Regions from separate parts of the Homo sapiens genome. Here region 1 is linked to region 2. A link is an interaction called in ENCODE POLR2A ChIA-PET data of the cell type or tissue named here. Cell type or tissue: OCI-LY7. All regions are shown on one strand.

The links. ChIA-PET counts read pairs that join two places held together with the same protein. Peaks named below come from ENCODE experiments on the same cell type or tissue, not always from the same donor. Only the 100,000 strongest peaks of a DNase experiment are listed, where the experiment ranks them.
Region 1: POLR2A ChIA-PET joins it to region 2 with 5 read pairs; 1 of 35 experiments calls an interaction of 5 or more read pairs at or near these places.

What each region holds. Positions count from the first base shown.
Region 1 is chr9:112,448,767-112,453,766 of GRCh38, reverse strand. All of the region lies in intron 8 of HSDL2 (hydroxysteroid dehydrogenase like 2), which reads right to left. HSDL2-AS1 (HSDL2 antisense RNA 1) reads left to right here. Exons shown (of 5, transcript NR_171779.1): 5 at 1-1,969. Among named protein-coding and RNA genes, the nearest start is that of KIAA1958, 36 kb to the left of the region's middle. In OCI-LY7, a CTCF peak has its summit at 1,866; a DNase peak (open chromatin) is centred at 2,646.
Region 2 is chr9:112,102,665-112,107,664 of GRCh38, reverse strand. All of the region lies in intron 8 of SUSD1 (sushi domain containing 1), which reads left to right. Among named protein-coding and RNA genes, the nearest start is that of LINC02977, 65 kb to the right of the region's middle. In OCI-LY7, no CTCF peak of the experiment used is centred here; a DNase peak (open chromatin) is centred at 2,534; H3K4me3 peaks cover 598 bases.

The DNA of each region.
Region 1 (5,000 bases), 350 kb before region 2:
TTAAAAAATACTACTAAACTATAAATATTTATCATAAACAAACCTTCTATAATCTGAGTACTTTGTGAGGCCAAGGCTGGGCGTGGCGGCTCATGCATGTAATTCCAGCACTTTGGGAGGCCAAGGCGGGTGGATCACTTGAGCCCAGGAGTTCGAGACCAGCCTGGGCAACATGGAGAAACCCTGTCTCTACAAAAAATACAAAAATTAGCTGGGCGTGGTGGTTGGTGCCTGTAGTCCCAGCTACTTGGGAGGCTGAGGTGAGAGGATCACTTGAGCCTGGGAGGTAGAGGCTGCAGTGAGCCGAGATCACGCTACTGCACTCCAGCCTTGGTGACAGAGGGAGACCCTGTCTCAAAAAAATAAATAAAAGAAACAGACCTAAACACAACTACTGGAGTATGAGGGATGATAATCAATCACTCCTTTGTCAATTTCTCTCAGTTCTAAAACCAAATGAGAACAAAAAGACATTGGAATCAGAAAGATGGAAATCAAAATATCAGCTGTGGAACTGGTGGAGCTAAACTGAAGACTGTAGCTTGAATCAACACCCAAGTGTACTTTCTAATCACTCCACCTCTAAATTCAATCTATTCACCTAGTCCTTTCACCCATGGATTGACCCTGCATCCTCCCATCACGGGTTAGAAATGCTCTTAAGTAGAGATCATGTAAAAAACTGAGGACAGCCTGCTCAGAAAGAGAGAATGCTCAGAAGGGTCTGACACACAACCTCAGTTTCTTCTCCCTGTCTCACTTATTCAGATTATCCCTCCCACTAGATGAAAAGGGAGGTTAAACTGTTAGTCCCCTGACTAACAGGCTGCCCTCTCTGGAAACACTAGGTCACGGGAATGGAGGTTACCTGCAACATTTTAAAACTTGCATTCACTTAACCCACTGGCTATAACAACTTAACATATGATCAGCCAGGGGAGAAGACAGCAGTTCATAGGACTGCTTTGCTCCCATATCATGATGCTGCCCCCCAATACTGTCTCTGTTCCTTTATTTATTTTTGAGACAGTCTCGCTTTGTCACCCAGGCTGGAGTGCAGTGGCTTGATCTCGGCTCACTGCAACCTCCGTCTCCTGGTTCAAGTGATTCTCCAGCTTCAGCCTCCCGAGTAGGTGGGACTACAGGTGCCCACCACCGTGCCCGGCTAATTTTTGAATTTTTAGTAGAGACAGGGTTTCACCATGTTGGCCAGGCTGGTCTCAAACTCCTTACCTCAGGTGATCCACCCACATTGGCCTCCCAAAGTGCTGGGATTGCAGGCGTGAGCCACCGTGCCCGGCCTCTCTGTTCCTTTATTTATCATTCTAGAATCACATAGAGGCAGCTAAGTAGTTGCCCCCAGAAACAGGTAAGAACAATTCGTTAATTAAATTAACTCCAAGGCCAATCTGTGCTCTAGGCTGAAGGTGAATCTGTTTCTCAACTCAAATTATACACAGCCATCTTGTCTAATACAATTCCTCAAAGGTTATTACATGAAATCTAATTGACAGCATAAAGATACTCCATAGTACAAAGTAAGCTATTAATTCATAAAGTATACTGAATATAAATTGCCTTTCATTATGATGTTTCCACAAATAAAAAAAATCATTTTCCTTTTATAAGTTAAAGTACGAACAGATATTAGAGATGAAAGCCTTAAAGAATTTTTTTAGCCTGTTTTATTATTGTTTTAAAATTTACTACAGTGTACCCCTTTATTGCCTGCACTGGGGGCAATCCACTTCTGCCTTGCACTTAGCATGACACTGCTTTTTATTGACATGTAACATACATTCAGAAACAGTGATCAGATGTATCCAGATCAAACATCACCACCTAGGTCAAGAAAGATGATATTACAGGTATCCCAGAAGCCCACTCCACAACCCCTCCTAATTGCTAACACCATATATTAGTTTTGTCTCATGTTTATCTTCAAATAAATGGAATCAATCACACAGTATCTATTCTTATATGCCTGCCGATCCTTCAAATCTCTTCCAAAAAAAAAAAATGCAAGAGGAGGGAACACTTTCTAATTAATTATGTGAGGTCAGTATTACCATGACACCAAGCCAGACGCAGACTTAAAAGAAAACTGACTAGTATAGACAGACAATATGCAAATGCATATACATGCATACATACATGAAATTAAGTCGAGAAGTGATGGGTTCTACTTTAAAAAGAGCAAGAGCTGGGATAGAATGTAAGACTATTTTAGATAAGACAGTTTTTGAATAGACACTGAATTAAACAATATAAGGCTGAATATGTAAATACATACACACATACATATTTATTCTACAATTTGAAAACATAAATGTGGCCAACAGTTCGTCTTCACCAGTTCAATTTGAAAAAGGTATTCCCCATGCTTCAGTGACAATAACCTAATACTTTATAACCTTTGCAATGCTTATTTGAGCAATGCCACTTCCCAGTTATTTTCCAAATGTACACCAGTGTAAGTGAATGAGACACATTACTATTAATATAAGGTATTATTATTTAGAAGCCAATTTTAAAATTGAGCTATGAATTCCAATATTTATCTATTTTTTTTGGTCTGTTTTTTGAGATGGGCTTACTCTGTCACCCAGGCTGAAGTGCAGTGGTACAGTCAAGGTTCACTGCAGCCTCAACTTCCTGAGCTCAAGCTTCCTGAGTAGCTGGGACCACAGGCATGTGCCACTACGCCCAGCTAATTTTTTGTATTTTTTATAGAGACGGGGTTTCACCATGTTGGCCAGGCTGGTCTCGAACTCCTAGACTCAAACGATCCACCCGCCTCAGCCACCCATGATTGGGATTACAGACATGAGATACCACACCCGGCCTCAAAAAGTTGTTTTTGAAGACATGGAAAACATTCACAATAATTAAGTAATGTTAAATTAAATGGGAGTCTATGCAATTAAACATAATATATATAAAGCTTCTTTCTTAAGAAAATAAAAAACAATATGAACCTACTGGTAAAATATTTATTTCTGGGTATACATTTTAAATTATATGTGCCAAAAAAAAGTGGTTGAAAGGAAATAAGCCAAAATATAAATGTACTTATAATTGGATTACAGGTGACTTTAAAATTTTTCTTTGAGCTGTTCTATACTTTTTTTTTTTTTTTTGAGGCAGTCTTGCTCTGTCACCTAGGCTGGAGTGCAGTGGCATGATCTCAGCCCATTGCAACCTCCACCTCCCAGGTTCAAGCGATTCTTGTGCCTCAGCCTCCCGAATAGCTGGGATTACAGGCACATACCACTGCACCCGACTAATTTTGTATTTTTAGTAGAGACAGGGTTTCACCATGCTGGCCAGGCTGGTCTTGAACTCCCGACCTCAGGTGATCTGCTCGCCTCAGCCTCCCAAAATGCTGGGATTACAGGCATGAGCCACGGCACCTGGCCTGTTCTATGCTTTTTTTATACTTCTGTATTAAACTTGTCTTTTTAAATTTTTAATGTTTTAATTTTTTTCTATTGGTAGAGATGGGGGGGGGGTCTCGCTATGTTGCCCAGGCCGGTCTTGAACTCATGTCCTCAAGTGATCATCCCACCTCTGTCTCCCATAGTGTTATGATTACAGGTGTGAGCCCCTATACCCTGCCCGTACTAAGCTTTTCTATACAGACTAATTTAAAATGCTATCAAAATTGAGTAAAGTATATAACAAAATCGATTGGATGTAGCCAAAGCTATGTTAAGGGGATAAATGCACAAACTTTATTTCATTATTTTAAAAGAAATAACAATAAAGTATTAGCCCAACAAGTAAGAACAGGAACAAAAGCAACCTCAAAGAAAGCAGAAAGGAGAAAACAATAAACCAAAAGTAAAAAAAGTAAGGAATCAGATGGTTGCACAATTCTGGGAAGATGCTAAAAATCACTAGACACTTCCAAATGGTGAATTTTTTTTTTTTTGAAACTGAGTTCCACTCTGTCACCCCGTCTGGAGTGCAGTGACATGATTTTGGCTCACTGCAACCTCCACCTCCTGGGCAGCTGGGATTACAGATGTGCACCACCACACCCGACTAATTTTTTGTATTTTTAGTAGAGACAGAATTTCGCCATGTTGCCCAGGCTGGTCTTGAACACCGGAGCTCAGACAATCCGCCTGCCTCAGCCTCCCAAAGTGCTAGAATTACAGGCATGAGCCACCGCACCCGGCCTAAAATGATGAATTTTTTGGTATATATAAGTTATATCTCGAGTTGTTATTAAAAAGATAATCAGAAAAGAGAAAAGCTGTAGAATTAAAAATGAAATAAAATTTAAAGTCTGGTGCTTTTGAGAAAAAATAAGATAACACAAAATCAGCAACTAATCAAGAAAAAAGAAAAATAATTTTTAAAACAGAGGAAAGAGGCTGGGCGTGGTGGCTCATGCTGGTAATCCTAGCACTTTGGGAAGCCAAGGTGGGTGGATCACCTGAGGTCAGGAGTTTGAGACCAGCCTGACCAACATGGTGAAACCCCGTCTCTACTAAAAATACAAAAATTAGCTGGGCATGGTGGCGTGCACCTGTAATCCTAGCTACTCAGGAGGCTGAGGCATGAGAATTGCTTGAACCTGGGAGGCAGGGGTTGCAGTGAGCCGAGATCGTGCCACTGCGCTCCAGCCTGGGAGACAGAGTGAGACTTTGTCTTAAAAGAAAAAAAAAAAAAAAAAAACAGAGGAAAGAGATAAAACAGTTTGAAAACTTTAAAAAATTGTGTAAGTGAAATACTACATGTCAACTCAAACAGGTTTTGAAACTTCAAATGGATAATTTGGGTTTTTATTTTTTAAAAAGCCTATAATTGAATAAAATAAAAGTTTTGAAAGAAATAACTTCAGAAAAGACCCAAATGACTTAGTAGGTATTTCAAACCTTCAAAGAAAAGAACACAGAGAGAGGCTGGGTGTGGTGGCTCATGCCTGTAATCCCAGCACTTTTGGGAGGCCAAGGCGGGTGGATCATGAAGTCAGGAGATCGAGACCATCC
Region 2 (5,000 bases):
CTTGCATTTGCATGATATGCCTTTGTCTACTTTTTTTCCTTCTTGAAAGCTATCTGAATAATATTACTATAAATGTACTCTAGGAGACAGCATGTATTGAGAGCTTTTCTGGAAAACTTTTATTTTTGATTAGATAAGTTATCCAACTTACATCATTGTTATTTGTGATATGATTTTCCTTTCATCTGTCTATTTATTTATTTATTTACTTATTTATGAGCAGAATCTCGCTGTGTCGCCCAGGCTGGAGTGCAGTGGCGTGATCTTGGCTCACTGAAACCTTGGCCTCCCGGTTTTAAGCGATTCTTGTGCCTTAGCCTCCCAAGTAGCTGGGACTACAGGTGTGAGCCACCACGTCTGGCCTCTTTTTTTCTTTTTTTTCTTTCTTTTCTTTTTTTTTTTTTTTTTTTGAGATATGGTCTAGCTCTGTTGCCCAGGCTGGAGTTCAGTGGTGCAACCATGGCTCACTGCAGCCTTGACCTTCCAGGCTCAAGCAATCCTCCCACCTCAGCTCCCAAGTAGCTGGGACCACAGGTGTGCAGATCACTTAATTTTTTCATTTTGTAAAGACAAGGTCTCACTATATTGCCCAGGCTGGTCTTGAACTCCTGGCCTCAAGGGATCCTCCTGCGTCAGCCTCTCAAAGTGCTTGGATTACAGGTGTGAGCCACTGCTCCTGGACTGTTTTTTCCCTTTTTAATGCTACTTTGCTGTGTCTTTTGTTTTCTTTTTGTTACACAGATTTTCTTTTCCAGTGAGTCAGATAGTATAGATTTTGTTTTCTTTTCTACAAGTGATCACATTTAAAAAAGACAAATTCTATTTGAGTGTGTATTTCTTTTTTCACCAGTGTTAAGACTGAAATATTGTTCACTTTTCCCTGAATGAGATAAGTTAGCATTCCTTTTATTTTTAAAACTTCCTTTTATTTCTTCCCCTCTCTCTTCTCTTAGGTTATTGGTTTAGTATAGCATTATATTACCAGTTTCTTATTTTTAACATGTATTATCTCTCCAAAGAGCTCACTCTTATATTGATTTATAGAAACCTTGGTAGCGATGATTTAACCTTGGGTACATGTTTTAATAGTTTCAGTGCTTACTGACAGTCTTTTCAAACCACGTTCTCTATTATTTCTCTATCTCTATTTCTCTCTCTGTGTGGTGATTTGCCTGCTCCTCAGGGAGGGAATGGGATACTTTCTGAGTCCATGATGATCTGAGAATGTCTTTTGTTGCCTTCACATGTGAATGAGAGCTCAATTGAAGATAAAATTCTTGGGTCATAAACTTTTGTTCTTGGAATTCTAGAAGTATTTCTTATTGACGTTGGGAACTGGAAGCTTTGAAAGAAGAGTTAGAAGGTGTGACTTTCTTTTAAAAAAAAAATCCTGGCCAGGTGTGGTGGCTCATGCCTGTAATCCCTGCACTTTGGGAGGCTTAGGTGGGCGGATCACCTGAGGCCAGGGTCAACATGGCTAAACCCTGTCTCTACTAAAAGTACAAAAATTAGCTGGGGGTGGTGGTGTGTGCCTGTAGTTCCAGCTACTTGAGAGTCTTAGGCACGAGAATTGCTTGAACATGGGAGGCAGAGCTTGCAGTGAGCCAAGATCGCACCACTGCACTCCAGCCTGCGCAACAGAGCGAGACTGTCTCAAATAAATAAATAAAATATAAAAAATTCGATGTAAGCAATTTGATTTTCAGCTTGTGTATCATGAAGGCTTCTTTAGCCATGAAATTTAAGACATTAATCATTTATTAATGTACCCGGCAAATGTTTATTGACCACCTATTATGTGTCTGATGTTTTTTAGGCATTGGGAATTCGAAAGTGACACAGAAGTCTCTTCATGAAACCTCCGTCTGGGTAGTGGACGGATAGAAATGTTCATGTTTTGCACTGAGCTTTCCTAGTACCCTGTGAGTTGTTGTTGTTGTCGTTTTGCGACTGAGTCTTATTCTGTCACCCAGGCTGGTGTGCAGTGGCGTGATATTGGCTCATTGCAACCTTCGCCTCCTGTGTTCAAGAGATTCTTGTGTCTCAGCCTCCTGAGTGGCTGGGATTACAGGCTTGTGTCACCATGCCCAGCTAATTTTTGTATTTTTAGTAGAGATGGGGTTTTACCATGTTGGCCAGGCTGATCTCAAACTCCTGACCTCAAGTGATCCACCTGTCTTGGCCTCCCAAAGTGCTGGGATTACAGGCGTGAGCCACTATGCCCGGTCCCCTGTGAGTTTTTTGGTCTTTAGAATTTGGTTTAACTATATATTAGGAACATTTTCTTTTATTACATCTCTGATTATTGCTTTTTTTTTTTAAAGTTTGTTTTTTGCTCTTCAAATACCCCTGTGTGGAATTGCTTGTTCGTCCACACTGGTTTCCCATTTTCTCCTTTTTATCGTCCATGTCTTTTTCCTCTGCCTTCTTTGAATATATAACAAGTTTGTTCTCTATGTGCACTTACACAAATATGCATTTTTGCATTGACATTTCCTATCTTTACCATTTCCAATGCACTTTAAATTCTGCTGTTGCACTTTCATTTCCTTTTCTTTGGGTCTCATCTAGTTCCCTTTTTATTTCTGCTTCTCTCTACCAGTTTCCTCTCTGCTGTCACGTTCTTTTATTATCTAATCCTTTATCTCTTGTTTGAATCTATTTTTAAAATTTTTATTGAACCGTATGAAACAGATGCTGCCTAATTTTACCATTCTTTTGCTCAATATTTTCTTTTTTATAAATATGCTCATTCTTTGCCTGCCGAGCACAATTTTCCTTTCCTTCCCTCTCCTTCTTTGTAGAATCATTTTGCAGTTTTTCCCCCCCATTCTGGATTACTTATCCTTGGAAGATAAAAGTTCTGTCTAGGTCTGATATTTCCTTCATAATAAAATGGATGGCCTTCCCTTTGATCCTCCTTTTCATTGGATAATGTTAGTATGTTTATGTCAGATCTCAGTATGAAGGATTTACTGCTGGTTGGGTGACCCAGTGTCCTTTGGGCAGCAGCTGTGAGAAAGCCCACCACCCCGTGCTTTATTTCTGAGCATTTTGCTATGATTGGTGAAGCTGTTGGCTTTGGGCCTGGCTTCTTTATGGCATTACAGCCTACCAAGGCAGGAAAGAGGCAAGCCCCTTCTGTCAACCCAGGCTCTCTGCCAGATGGTACCTTCAGGTCCTGAGGCCTCTACTTCGAAGTCCTTCCCCATTACTAATCTACAGTGGGCTAAAGAAGGACTATTATTATTATTATTACTATTATTATTATTAGCAGTAGCAATAGTAGTATATATACTATTTTTTTTTAATATATACCTTGTTGCCTATCAGATTGCCTGGTGAGGTTAGGGGCGTGGTGGTTCATGCCTGTAATCCCAGCACTTTGGGAGACTGAGGCAGGTGGTTGGCTTGAGTCTAGGAGTTTGAAACCAGCCTGGGGACATGGTGAAACCCTATTTCTACAAAAGAAACCCCCAAAATTAGCTGGGCTTGGTGGTGCATGCCCGTAGTCCTAGCTACTCAGGAGGCTGAGGTGGGAGGATTGCTTGAGCCCGGGAGGTGGAGGTTGCAGTGTAGTCTGGGTGACAGAGTGAGACCCTGTTTAAAAAAAGAGAGAGAAGAAGAAGAATTGTCAGGCGAACTCTTAAAAAAATACAGACGTTGAAGCATTACTTCAAATCTGCTGATGTCTGGGTGATTCTGATGTGCAGTTTGGGAACCACTGGGCTAAATGGCTCCAGATGGAGCATGGGTCATTGATTTGTCTTGTGACCTGTCTTGATTTTTCCATGGGCTCTAGTTCTCCTCCAGTTCTTTCTTTTGAAACTTTGTGACTACATTCCTTTGCTTGGAAGCCAGGTTGCATAGTAGGTCTTAGGGTCTTTCTTTAGCCCCGGCTCTTCCATACTGTGCTAAGCTGAAATGTCTTCATGTTTCCGCCTTGTGTATGGCAACCGACCCTTCTTTCCAACCCAGATGCAAATTTTGACCCATTTTTACTTATTCTCCATCACTTCTGTCAGGCTTGGGCGTGGGAAGTGGGAGCCAGATGCCTTTGTTCACATTGCCATCTTCCCCTGAATTCAGATGATAATGACTATCTTACGTGAAAATCACATTGAGATGTGAACTGTGCAGACAGTACTTCTGCTTCTGTTCTGCCTGTACAGAGACAGAAGCTTTATGTGGTATTTCTTACATACATGCATTTCTTACATGCAGACACTTGGTATTCCTCACAATCACATGCATACATGTGACCATTTTTATTTCTGATGTCCTTATGAAATCTTTAAAATAAAAGTTGTGAAGACAAAGGAGAGCACATATGATAGGTCTTCAAATTCTCTCTCATAACCATCTTTCTACACTTTCCAATTATAGGCAGGAATATTTTCCCCAGCTGGCTGCCTTGTGCTGAATATGTCAGTGATATTGAAAATGCTGTGGACAATTCTGATCTTGACTAAAATAATTTATTGTTCTCATTCTTAGGTAGCAGAAACTCCCACGGGAGAAATACACATATAAAAGGTAGTTATAAAATAGCTTCTCTCTGGTAGACATTTACACCTTTCTCATTGGTAGAAAACATGCAGTCTTGTTTGTTGGGAAATTTGCTTTTTCTTGAAAATCACTGATATTATTCCTGACTCTCTGTTATTTCTTTAATTCATTAGTAATAAATCTATCCTTCTAAACTATATTAAGAAAATAGAACATTGTAAGAATGAATTAGACTGCAGGAGGTATGAAATGACTTTTTTCTGTACAATGGTTAAAACAAGTCTGCTTTCTGATTATTTTATTGCCTTAGTACTCAGCTGAGTAGCTCTTGAAATACTGTCTGCTGTGAAAGCAAATTTCCTCTTGCTTGGTCATCTACTTTCTGGTTATTTTCTAGGTTGGAAAGCACTTGCTCTGAGAGTTTAAATCTATAGCCTTTGATTTTTATTTGCCGTTTTCCTTATTCTCAGACTTTCTGGCTACTGCTATGC